2 separate regions of the Homo sapiens genome follow, and region 2 is linked to region 1. A link is a contact called in ENCODE Hi-C or POLR2A ChIA-PET data. All regions are on one chromosome and are shown on one strand. The core of a region is the stretch at or near the end of the contact, and the rest is flanking DNA. Distances in the headings are between cores, read along the strand shown.

The links. Hi-C counts contacts between places; a loop is a spot of excess contacts on that map. ChIA-PET counts read pairs that join two places held with the same protein, here RNA polymerase II (POLR2A). Pooled maps may share reads with other maps.
Region 2: a pooled map shows a loop between it and region 1 (2.3-fold over the local background). The contact joins two enhancer-like sites. A Hi-C loop is called at or near these places in 2 of 50 pooled maps. POLR2A ChIA-PET finds 5 or more read pairs at or near these places in 4 of 52 experiments (H1, OCI-LY7, Panc1 and 1 more).

What each region holds. Positions count from the first base shown.
Region 1 is chr15:56,205,236-56,212,097 of GRCh38, reverse strand. All of the region lies in intron 2 of RFX7 (regulatory factor X7), which reads left to right. Among named protein-coding and RNA genes, the nearest start is that of RFX7, 35 kb to the left of the region's middle. Within about 2 kb of position 4,342, at least 3 of the 41 ENCODE cell types and tissues checked have a DNase peak (open chromatin) inside an H3K27ac peak, as active enhancers do.
Region 2 is chr15:56,258,091-56,264,952 of GRCh38, reverse strand. It overlaps a transcript of TEX9 not described here. Among named protein-coding and RNA genes, the nearest start is that of RFX7, 18 kb to the right of the region's middle. Within about 2 kb of position 2,917, at least 2 of the 41 ENCODE cell types and tissues checked have a DNase peak (open chromatin) inside an H3K27ac peak, as active enhancers do.

The DNA.
Region 1 (6,862 bases), core at 3,093-5,592:
TCCAAATTTTGACTGTTGCAAATAAATCTACTAAAAACGTGTACCAGTTTTCGTATGAATGTATTTTTTTCTCCTTTGAGTAAATTTCATGAAGTGCAATTGCTGGGTCATAGGGTAGGAATCTATTTAGTTTTGTGAGAAACTGCCAAAATGTCTTCCATTTTGCATCCCCACCAGCAGTGAATGCGAGCTCTGGTTGATCCACATCCTTGTCAGGATTTGGTGGTGTCAGTATTTTGGATTTTGGCCATTTTAATAGGTATGTTTAGTATCTCATTGGTGTTTTAGTTTGCATTTTCCTGATGACTCATGATATGGAGCATCTCTTCATGTGCTTATTTGCCATCTGTACATCTTCGGTGAAGTATCTATTCAGGTCTTTGTCCCATTTTTTAATGGGGTTGATTATAAGAATCTTTCTGTATTTTGGGTAAGTCTTTTATCTGATGTGTCTTTTGTAAATATTTTTTTCTCCATCTGTAGCTCAACTTTCTTTTCTCTTGGCAGTGTCTTCTGCAAAACAGAAATTTTTAATTGTAATGAAGTCCAGCTCATCAATGCTTTCTTTTATGGATAGTGCATTTGGTGTTATATCTAAAAAGTCACAAACACAAGGTCATCTAGTTTTTCTTCTATGTTGTGTTCTAGGATAAAGTTTTGCATTTTACATGTAGGTCTGTAATCCATTTGAGTTAATTTTTGTGATGAGTGTATGATCTGTCTCTAGTGTTTTTGTTTGTTTTGTTTTTGCATATGGATATTCACTTCTAGCACTATTTGTTGAAAAGACTGTTTTTTCTTTGTTGTATTGCCTTTGCTCCTGTGTCAAAGATCAGTTGGCTATATTTCTGTGACTCTTCTGAAAAGGACTGTAGAGGATTGATATACTTTCTTTTTTAAATGTTTGGTAGAACTTACCAGTGAACCCATCCAGACCCTTTGCTTTTGGTTTGGAAAGATTATTAATTATTGATTCATTTTCTTTAACAGCTATAGCCCTTTTCACATTTTCTATTTCTTTTCTGATTTTGCAGATTGTGTCACCCAGGAACTAGTTCATTTAATGTATGTTATTACATTTGTTGGCATAGAATTGTTCATGTAATTCCTTTATTATCTTTTTAATGCCAGGGGATCTGTAGTGATGTCCCGTCTTTGATTTCCAGCATTAGTAATCTGTGTATCTTTTTCTTTTTTAAGCCTTCTTTTCCTAGTTTCCTACGATGGAAGCTTAGGTTATTGATTTTAGGTCTTCTTTTCTAATATATGTATTCAGTGCTATAAATTTCTTTCTAAGTACTGCTTTTGTTGTTTCTCACAAATTTTGACATGTTGCGTTTTCATTTGAATTAAAGTATTTTACAATTTCTCTCAAAATTTCTTCTTTGACTTACGCGTTATTTAGAAGTGCATTGTTTAATTTCCACGTATTTTGGAATTTTTCAGCAATCTTTGTTTATGATTTAATTCCTCTGTGGTCTGAGGGGAGATACTCTATAATTTCTATTTTTAAAAAAATTTGTTAAGATGTGTTTTAATGCCCAGAATATGATCTGTCTTGGTGAATGTTCCATGTGAGCTTGAGAAGAATGTGCTGTTTTTGGATGAAGTGCTCTATAAAAGTCCTTTATATCCCATTGGTGGTGGTGTTGAGTTCAACTCTGTCCTTCCTGATTTCATACCAGTTGGACCTGTTCATTTCAGATAGAGGGATATTGAACTCTTCAGAACTCTTCAAGTGTAATAGTCTATTCTGTTTCTCCTTGCAGTTCTCTGTTTTTGCCTTACATACTTTGAAGTTATATTATTAGGTTCATATACATTTAGGATTGTTACGTCTTCTTGAAGCATTCACCTATTTATCACTATGTAATGCTCCCCTTGCTTTGAAGCCTGCCTTATCTGAAATTAATATGTTAACTCCTACTTTCTTTTGACTAGTATTAGCATGACATATCTTTTTCCATCCATATACTTTTAATCTGTATGTATCCTTGTATTTAATAAAGTTGGCTTTTGTAGACGACATATAATTGGGTCTTATTTCTTGATCCACTCTGACAGTGGTGTCTTTCAATTGGTGCATTTAGACCATTGACATTCAAAGTAATTATTTATATAGTTGGATTAATATTTATCATATTTGTTATTTTCTATTTATCGTCCTTGTTCTTTGTTTTTATTTTTGTCTTCCTCTCTTTTTTGTTTTGCCTTTTGTGGTTTTGATTGAGCATTTTATTTGATTCTATTTTATCTCTTTTATTGGCATACTAGTTATATTTCTTTCTTTGCGTTTTTTAGTGTTTGCCCTAGAGTTTTCAGTATACATTTACAACTAATCCAGGTCCACTTTTAGTTAACGTCATACTGCTTCACAGGTACTGTGAATACATTATAATAACAAAATAATCCTAATTCCTGCCTCTGGTTTCTTATATTACTACTGTCATTAATTTTGTTTATATAGAAGCATATGTGTCTGTATAAGAGCATACATAATTCAGTACATTGTTCCTGTGATTGTTTTGAACAAATTATCTGTTGGATCAATTAAAAATAAGAAACATTTAAAACTTGATTTTACCTGCACTTTTTCCTTCTCTGATGCTTTTTCCTTATTTACACAGATTTGCATTTTGACCTTTATTATTTTCCTTCTCTCTAAAGAATTCCTTTTACAGTTCTTGCAAGGCAAGTCTACTGGCAACAAATTCCCTCGATTTTTGTTTTTGTGAGAAAATATTTCTTCTTCACTTTTGAAAGAACATTTTGCAGGTGTTAGTATTCTAGGTTGGGTTTTTTTTTTTTCTCTTGACACTCTCGAGTGTTTCACTCCACTCTCCTTCTTGCATGGTTTATGAGAATCAGATATAATTCTTATCTTGGCTCCTGTATAGGTATGGTATGTTTTTCCTCTAGCTTCTTTCAAGATTTTTTCTCTATCTTTGATTTTCTGTAGTTTTGAGAATTATATGCCTAAGTATAGTTTTTTTGTTTGTTTTGTTTTGCTTTTGACATTGATGTTGGTTGACGTTCTCTGAGCTTCCTAGATCTGTGGTTTGGTGTCTGACATTAGTTTGGGGAAATTCTTTTGTCATTATTGTTTCAGAAATTTCATGTATTACTCTTTTTCCTATCCTTCTGGAATTTCCATTACACATATGTTACACCCTTTGTAGTTATCCCACAGTTCTTGGATACTCTGTTCTGGGTTTTGTTTTCTTTTGTTTTTTCAGTCTTTTTTCTCCTTGCTTTTCAAATTTGGTGGTTTCTACCAAGTTAAACCTCAAGCTGAGATTCTAACCTCAGCTGTGTCCAGCCTACCATTAAGTCCATCAAACATTTCTGGTAGTGTTTCTAATCTCTTGACATTTCTTTTTAGTTCTTATAATTTCTATTTATTTATATTGCCCATCTGTTCTTGCAGTCTGTGTACTTTATCCATTAGAACCCTTAGCATCTTAATCATAATCATTTTAAATTCCTGGTCTGATAATTGCAACATCCCTGCCACATTGGACTATGTTTTTGCTGTTTGCTGTGCTCTTGAAACTGGATTTTGCCTTTTACTGCCTTATAACTTTTTCTTAATAACCAGGTGCGAGTTACTGAATAAAAGGATCTGCTGTAAATAGGCCTTTAGTAATGTGGTAGTAAGGTATGTGGGGGAGCATTCTATAATGTTATCTTGAGGTCTCAGTCTTTTGGAAAGCCTGTACCTCTGCCCTGTAAACTTCACAAGTGCTTCTCAGTCTCTCCAGTGCCCCCTTACTTGGAACAGGATGGCTAGACTGGTCTGGAGTTGGGTTTTGCCTTTTGCCCAGGTCAGTTATGCTCTGATGAAGCTCCAGCAGGATAGGCTCTGGTTGATTTAATTTCTCCTGAGGGTAGCGTTATTAGGAACAGAATGCTTTGGCATATTTCACAATGATTCCTTTTCTCCTTCCCTTGTCTAAGGCATGAAAGTTATCTCCAATATTCAGAGGAGGTTTTTCTTAAATATTCACTGGGAAAACCTGGTCAAGCTCTTGGAGGTAAAAGTGTGGAGATGCTTGATTACTGGATTTCCCTGGAGTTTATCTCAGACTTGTTCATTCTGAGCCTCTTGTAATTCATCAGTTATAGTTTGTTTACCTCCTTTGGTACAGATTCTCATGCAGGTTTGTGGCTTGTGGGTTTCTGCTCCAGCAAGCTACAATTCTCTGCATTTTCCTATTGGTCTTTCCCATTTGGGGGGTTTGTGATTTGACCCCTGATCTTACCACTCTGACAAATCCTAAGAAGAGTTGTTGATTTTTCAGTTTTTTTCGGCTTTTTATCTTGTAGGGCTTAGTGTTGACTTACAGCTTCTTACATGCTGGACCAGAAACCAGAAGTCCTAGCTCTTTTTAAAAAATTAATCTGCTTAACAGTCTTTTGTAGAGCACAAGTCCAATTTATCAGTTTTTCTTTCTATGGATAATATGTTTGGTGCCAAGTCTAAGAACTTTGCTTTGCCCTAGATCTGAAAGAGTTTATTGCTTTTTTTCTCAAATGTTTTGTATTTCTATGTTTTACATTTAAGTCTGTGATCCATTTTGAGTTAATTTTTCTGTAAGGTATGAGGCTTAGCTTGATGTTAATTTTTTAAAAATTTGTTTTAATTATAGTAAAATGCAACTAAGATAAAATTTACCACTTTAGTCATTTTTAAGAGAACAGTTCAGTAGCATTAAGTACAGTCACATTGATTGTAGCCATCAACACTAGCCATCCACAGAACTCTTTTCATCTTGCAGAATTGAAACTCTGTACCCATTAAACAATACCCCCCCATTTCCTCCTCCTTCTAGTCTCTGATACCCACAGTTCTACTTTCTATCTCAGAATTTCACTACTCTAGGTACCTCATGAAAGTGAAATCTTACAGTGTTTGTCTAGTTTGGGGTCTTTTTTAATTTTTAATTTGACATAGTTATTTTAATAGTACATGTATGTATTTATGGGTAACATGAGATATTTTGATACAGGAATGCAAAGTGTAATAATCACATCAGAGTAAATGGGGTATCCATCATCTCATGCATTTATCCTTTGTGTTACATACAGCCCAGTCATACTTTAGTGATTTTTAAATGTTCAGTTATTTTTTACTGTAATCACCCTGTTGTGCTAGCAAATGCTAGGTCTTATTCTATTTTTTTTTTGTAACTATTAACCATCCCCACTTCCCCACACCCCACCCCCAACCCCAACCTTCAAGCCTCTGGTAGCCATCCTTCTTCTCTCTCTCTCACTTTCTCCCCATGAATTCAGTTGTTTTAATTTTTACCTTCCACAAGTAAGTGAGAACATGTACTGTTTTTTTTTTCTGTACATGGCTTATTTCACTTAAAATAATGACCTCTAGTTCCATCTATATTACTGCAATGACAGGATGTTGTTCTTTTTTATGGCTGAATAATACTCCATTGTGTATATGTACCACATTATCCATTCATCTGTTGATGGACACTTAGGTTGATTCCATATCTTGACCATTGTTAATAGTGCTGCAGTAAACATGGGAGTGCAGATATCTCTTTGACATACTGATTCCTTTCTTTGGGCTATATAGCTAGCAGTGGGATTGCTGGATAATATGGAATCTCTATTTTTAGTTTTTTGAGGAGCCTCCAAACTATTCTCCATCATGATTGTGCACCAGCCACTGTGTCCCCCTAACAGTGTATGTGGTTTCTCTTTTCTCCCCATCCTTGCCAGCATTTGTTATTGTTTTTCTGTGACTGGCTTATTTTACTTAGCATAATGTCTTCAAGATTCATTTATATTGTAGCATGCATCACAATGTTTTTCTTTTTTATGTCTGATGAATAATATTCTATTGTATATGTGTATCATTTTTTTTTGTCCATTTATCCATCAATAGACACATGCATTGCTTCCACTTTTTGGTTATTGTGAATAGTGCTGCTCTCAACATTAGTGTACAAAGGTCTGTTCTAGTCTGTGCATTTATTCTTTTTGATACATACTCAGAAGTGGAACTGCTGGATCATATGGTAATTTTAATATTTTGATGAACCACCATACTGTTTTCCATAACAGCTACACCATTTTCCATCCCTACCAGCAGTACACAAGGATTCCACTTTCTTCACATCTTTACTAACACTTGTTAATTTTCTGGGTTTTTATATAATTTTTATTTTTAATAGTAGCTATCCTAATGGATGTGGGGTGGTATCTCTTTTTTTAACCTGTGAGTGTCTGATTGCTTTAGCACCATTTGTTGGAAAAGCTGTCTTTCCTCCATTTAATAACTTTCACTTCTGTCAAAACTCACTTGAGCATATTTGAGTGAGTTTATTTCCAGGTTCTTAGTCATGCTTCACTAATATATGTTTCTGTCCCTCTGCTAATAGCAGGGTAGTGACTAGCTTCATAAAATGAATTGGGAAGTTTTCTCTCATCTTCTGTTTTCTGTAAAGGAATGTGTAGAATTGGTGTTAGTTCTTAAATGTTTAGTAGAAATCTCTAGTGAAAACATCTGGGCATTTACATTCAATTTTAAAGTTTTGTTAGTCAAACTTGTGTCAACATAATGAGAGTGAAAGGGTAAAATCACTCTGGGAGGAGAAGTGAGAGAAGATAGTTGCAATATAACTGAAAGAAGGTTAGTATTTGAGATAAAGACATTTTACAGATTTCTAAGAGAGAAACAAAATTTGGGCAAAAAGCATAATCAGGCATTTCATGGAAAGGAAATGTGTTCAAAAACCTAGAGAAACTTGTTCAGACTTGTTAGTTCTCAGGGAAAGGCAAATTAAGACAGCCTTTTCCTACCCACTGGAATTGGCAAAACTTGAGTTTCCTGCTACTG
Region 2 (6,862 bases), core at 1,668-4,167, 54 kb before region 1:
CAGTGGAACCAAACAGTCCAAATACAGACCCTTGTACATATAACCAGCTGATTTTTAACAGAATTGCAAAGGCAATTCCATAGAGAAAAGACTGATTATCTTTCTAAAACATAGTGTGGAAAAGGACATCTGTTGGAAAAAGAAAACAAAATCTCAACACATGCCTCAGAACATACACAAAAAATTAAGTCAAAATGGATGACAAATATAAATGAAATATTGAATCTATAAAACTACTGCAGTATAATGTAGGATAAAGTCTTTGTGACATTAGGTCACACATGTCTCAGAGATTACTTAGTCAATAATTTTTGTGGACTGTGAACCATAAAAGCAAAAACTGATAAATACTTGTCCATCAAAATATTTGAAAACTTTTAAACTTCAGCTCTTCAAAAGACCATGTAAGAAAATTAAAGACAAGCAACAGACTGAGAGAAAAATATCTGAAAAACTCTTATCATTTAAAGGTCTCCTATTCCAATACATAGAACATTCTAAAAACTCAATATGAAGAAATCAAACAACCCAGGGAAAAAACTTTGTGAAAGATTTGAGCAGATACTGTATGAAAATAAGGCATGTGGATGACATATAGGGACATAAAAAGGTGTTCTACATTAGTAGTGCTTGGGGAAATACAAATTAAAACCACAATGAAATTCCACCACACACCTATTAGAATGGCAAACAAAAAACTTGACAATACCAAAGGCTGATGAAGATGTGGCACAAATTGGAATCCTTATTCATTATTGCTGGGAATTCAAAAACGGTGCGACTATTTTGGAAATGAGTTTTCAGTTTCTTAATTTAAATGTATACTTACATGGCACAGCAACTCAACTCCTAGGTATTTACACAAGAAAAAGGAAAATGGGTTCACATTAAAACCTATATGGGAATGTTTATAGCAACTTTTTCCAAAGTCACCAAAGACTGGTAACAAGCCAAATGTATTATTCATAGTTGCCAAAAAGTGGAAATAACCCCAAAAATGTCTTTCACCTGGTGAATGGATAGACAAATTGGTATATCCATGCAGTGATACAGTACTCATTAATAAAAAACAAATGGCAGAAACAATAACATAAATGAACTGAGATGTATAATTCTACATAAAAGAAGCCAAACACAAAATGCTTCATATTATATCGTTCCACTTATATGATATTTTATAAAGGTAAAACTAGAGGGATAGAAAAGAGGTCAGTAGTTGTCAGGATCTGAGGATATGGGGAAGGGCTGATTTCAAAAGGGCACAAACAAATTTGGGGGAATGATGGAACTGCTCTATACCTTGATTGCGGTGGTAGTTACATAACTATGCATTTCTCAAAACTCATAGAACTATCTAGTAAGAATGGTGAACTTTACTGTATGGAAGTTGTACCTCAATAAACCTGAATTAAAGAACAACGAATAAAGAAAGAAACATCAAATAAAAATATAATTAACCCCAAGAAAATTAGGAAAGGAAAAAGAACAGATGAGAGAAATAATTTAAAAACAGAAACAAAATGGCAAACGTAAAGTCAATTACATAAGTAATTACATGAAGTATGAACGGACTAAGCACACCAGTGAAAAGGCAAAGATTTTCAGACTGTATTTTAAAAAAACAACCCGTGGCCAGGCACGGTGGCTCACGCCTGTAATCCCAGAACTTTGGGAGGCCAAGGCAGGTGGATCACCTAAGGTCTGCAGTTCGAGACCAGCCTGACCAACATAGAGAAACCCTGTCTCTACTAAAAATACAAAATTAGCCGGGCATGGTGGCAAATGACTGTAATCCCAGCTACTCGGGAGGCTGAGGCAGGAGAATCGCTTGAACTCGGGAGGCAGAGGTTGCAGTGAGCCATGATCGTACCACTGCACTCCAGCCTGGGCAACAAACCAAAACTCCGTCTCAAAAAACAAAAACAAAAAAAACAGCCACGTGTGTTGTTATTCTTTAAATGTAAGTACAGAGACTGAGTGAAAGCAAAAGAATGGTAAAGATATTATCATGCAAACAGCAACCTAAAGAAAGTTTGTGGTTATATTAATATCAGACAAAGTAAACTTTAAGGCCAGAAGTGTACTAGAGATAAAGGATGGCATTTTATAAAGATCGAGGGATCAATTCAACAGGAAAACACAACAATCCTAAATTTTTATGTCCATAGTAACCTAGTATCAAGTAATATAAGCAAACATTAGTAGAAGTAAAGGAAAAACAGACAAAATCTTAATCAGTGTTATACCTATCTCTGGTGTGTTAGATGCAAGAGGATAATTAGATAACGAAAATTAGAAATTATATAGAATATTTGAACAAAATGATTAACCAATTTGACCTACTTGATATATCGATATGACACTACACCTAACCACTGTAAAATACAGTTCTTTTCAAGCACATATAAAATGTTTGTCAAAATAGGCTATATGCTATGCATAAAACAAGCCTGAACAAGCTTCAAAAGTATTGAAATCACATAGGATATGTTCTCAGACCATGGTGGAATTAGCCTGAAAACCAACTAATAGAAACATGACTAGAAGATCTGAAAATGTCTGGAAATAAAACAAAGCTTTTCTAAATAAACCAGTACTCAAGATAATGAAAATGAAAATGCGACTCATCAAAATTTATGTGGTGTAGCTAAAGCAGTGTGTGCTGGTTACTGAATTATTGCCTCTCTGCTCCAATTCCTCATTTGCCTGTTGTGTGAAAATGCGTTTTGGCCCTTTAAATATTTGTTCTTGCCAGCTGGAACTTTGTCATTACAGGGCACTAGAAATATACTGCAGGAGGAAAACATTTTTTGCTTCCTGGTTCTCGTGTGCTTGCTTCTCCAGGATGCATAGTTTTCCCTAGTACCAAGTTTCTGTAGTTCACAGTGGCCAGCCACACCCAGCAACCAGCAGGCAGTTGTGTAGCAGAATGACTCCACTGAGACATCTCCCCATGAATGCCTTTCACTGGCACCCCAGAAGGTGGAATTCCAGTACATTTCGTCAGTACAGCACCATGGCAACTTCTCTGGCATCCAGTGAGCCACAGCAGTGCCCTCTACAACAGGGTGTTGATCTTAGGCCTGGGTGGCATATTCCTTGGGTCGGCTATCTCAGCTCCAAGGGAAGAGGCTGTAACCTACATCTACTATTCCTATATCCTTTGGGATCCTCTTCTTGCTAGCCAGTCTCTCATTACTTCAATGACCTGGTACAGTTAATAATTTTTTTTTTTTGAGACAGTCTCTCGCTCTATTGCCCAGGCTGGAGTGCAATGGCGTTAGCTTAGCTCACTGCAACCTCCCCTTCCCAGGTTCAAGTGATTCCCATGCCTCAGCTTCCCGAATAGCGGGACTACAGGCACATGCTACTGCGCCTGGCTAATTTTTGTATTTTTAGTAGAGATGAGGTTTCGCCATGTTGGTCAGGCTGGTCTCGAACTCCTGACCTCAAGTGATCCACCTGCCTTGACCTCTCAAAGTGCTAGGATTACAGGCATGAGCCACTGCGCCTGGCCTAATAATTATTATATTATTATTTTTTGGTTAAAATTACTGTGTGGGTTCTCTCTGATTGGATTTTTTTAATTCACAATGATTAGAAGAAAGTTGACTTTACATGCCTATATCAGAAAAGAAAAAAAATCAAAAATTAATTTCTAAGTTACCATCTCAAGAAGTTAGAAAAAGAACAGAAAATAGAGGGAAATTAATAAAAATGAAAACAATAATTGATGAAATAGCTGACATAAAATTGAGAAAAATCAACAAAGCCAAAGCTTTTTTTAAAAAAAGAATATCAATAGATTTGATAAACTCTTAGCAAGACCAATCAAGAGCAAAAGTATAAATTACTAATATCAGAATCAAAGGGCAATATCCCTACAGATCCTACAAAACTAAAAAGATAAATCAGAAATATTTTGAATAATTTTATATAAATACATTTGACAATCTATATAAAATGAATAATTTATATAAAATCACGTCATCTAAACTGATAAAAGAAAAATTAAAAGAAATAAAAATCATTGTTAAATATATTCTATCTACAATTTAAAACTTACCCTCAAAGAAAATTTGAGCTTCGATATATTTAGTGGTGAATTCTCCAAAACATTTAAGAAAAATATATCAATCCTACATAACCTCTTTCAGGAAAGAAAGAAAAAACGCTTCCTCCTAATTCATTTTTTTGAGGCTAGAACAACCCTAACACAAAAATATGACAAAGATATTATAATACAAGAAAGTTACAAGCTAATAATTCTTACGAACATAGGGACAAAAATTAGAACAAAGTATTAAATAATCAAATCCAAAGAATATGTAAAAAGGATAACATATCATAACCAATTTGGTTTATTCTAGGAATAAAAAATTGGTTTAAAAAGTTAATCAATATAACTTACTTCACTAAATTATATTTGCTTTTTTTATGTAAATAATAAAATAATAATGAAAGTAAAAATCACTGATCACCTCAATAGATGCAAAAAGGCCTCCAATTAACCACTAGTTCATAATAAAACTTCTCAGCAAATTTGAAATATAAGCGAACTTTTTAATATGATAAAGTTTATGTACAAAAGGCCTGCTGCTAACATATTTAGTGGTGAAATATGGAATGCTTTCTTCCTGAATTCAGAAACCACTCAAATATATTTATTTTCATTACTTGCATTAATCATTGCACTGCAGGTCCTAGTCAGTGCCACAAGGCATGAAAGAAGAGCTGTGAGGTTGGAAAGAAGGAAGTAAAAGTGTCATTTCAGATGACATGATTGTAAATATAGAAAAACCCAAAATAATATATACACAATTAGAATTAATGAATTTAGATAAGTCACTGAATACAAAATCAATACATAAAAATCTATTGTATTTGTATGTGTTTGCAAAAACAATTGGTAAATAAAAAATTTTAAACAATACTATTAACAATATCATTGGAAAACCTCAAATATCTGGGAATAAATTTTATAAAAGACATGTAAGATCACTAAAGTGAAAACGGCAAAACATTTCAAAGAAAAATTACATAAGATCTAACTAGATGAATAGATATACCATGTTCATGGATTTGGAGACTTCATATCATAAATTAATTTTATAATTTAAAAGCTATTCTTCAAAAGTTATTTTATTGATTCAATGCAATCCCAGTCAAGATCCTAACAGAATTTTTGTGGAAATGTATTAGAGATTTCAAAAAGTTATATGGAAATGCAAATGACCTATAGCAGCCAAGAAATGAAGAAGAATAAATTGTTGGAAGATTTACCATATCAGATAGCATAACTTACCATAAAGCTACAATATTTAATGCAGTGTGGTATTAGTATAATAATAGATACGTATACCAAAAGGGAGCATCTAGAAATAGGCTCATATATATACTTGATGTACAACAATGATGCCACTGCAATTTTGTAATAATAAGATTTTTTTTCAATAAATGATGCTGGAGCAATTAAATAATTCACATGAAACAGACTTTAACCTTAATTTACACTATCTACAAAAATTAATGCTGATTAAATTATAAACCTTCATGTGAAAGAAAAACAGTAATATCCAAGAAGAGAAATCAATAAATTTTTTCTGTAAAGGGACAGATAGTAAATATTTTCAGCTTTGTAGGTCATACAGTCTTTGTTGCAACTACTTAACTCTGCTGTTGTAGTCCAAAGGCAGCCATAGACAATACATAAATGAATGAATGAGAATGGCTGTCTTCCAACAAAAATTTATTTACAAAAACAAATGGCAGGTCACATGGGCCATAAATTTCTGACCCCTGCTCTAGAAGATAACGGAATATTTCATGACATTGGGTAGGCAGTGATTTCTTAAATAAGATTCCCCAAAAACATAAAACATAAAAGATGGATTAATTCAAGTTCTGAGGTTATGTTTATTGAAAGGCATCATTAAGAGGATGAAACAGCAAGACATAGTTTAGTAGAAGATATTTGCTATATATGCATATATATATGTATTATATATGTTTTATATATACATATAGGTGTTTATATATGTATATATATACACATATATATTCATATATATCCAACAAATAACATATCTACAATATCTAAAGAATGTCTACAAATCAATAAGAAAAAGGCAAATCAATAAACAAAATGAGCAAAAACTTGAGCAAGCATTTTACAAAAGAGACTATCAATATGAATATAAGCACATGAAAAGATGTTCCATATAATTAGTAATCAGAGAAATCTAAATAAGAATAAACCATACTCAGATATTAGTACATCCCCAACAAAATGGAGGAAAGGAAAAAGAGTGACACAAAAATCAATGTGCAAAAATCGCTAGCATTCCTAAACACCAAAAACAGGCAAGCCAAGAGCCAAATCATGAGTGAACTTCCATTCACAATTGCTACAAAAGAATAAAAAACCTAGGAATACAGCTAACAAGGAAAGTGAAGGACCTCTTCAGGATAACTACAAATCACTGCTCAAAGAAATCAGAGATGACACAAACAAATGGAAAAACATTCCATGCTCATGGATTGGAAGAATCAATATTGTGAAAATGGCCATACTGACCAAAGCAATTTATAGATTCTACGCTACTCCCATTAAACTACCATCGACTTCTTCACAGAACTAGAAAACACAATTTTAAAATTCATATGGAACCAAAATAGAGCCTGAAGAGCTAAGGCAATACTAGGCAAAAAGAACAAAGCTAGGGGCATCATGCTACCCAACTTCAAACTATACTACAGGGCTACAGTAACTAAAACAGCATGGTACCAGTACAAGAACAGACACATAGACCAGTGGAACAGAGTAGAACACCCAGAAATAAGATCACACACTTACAACCAT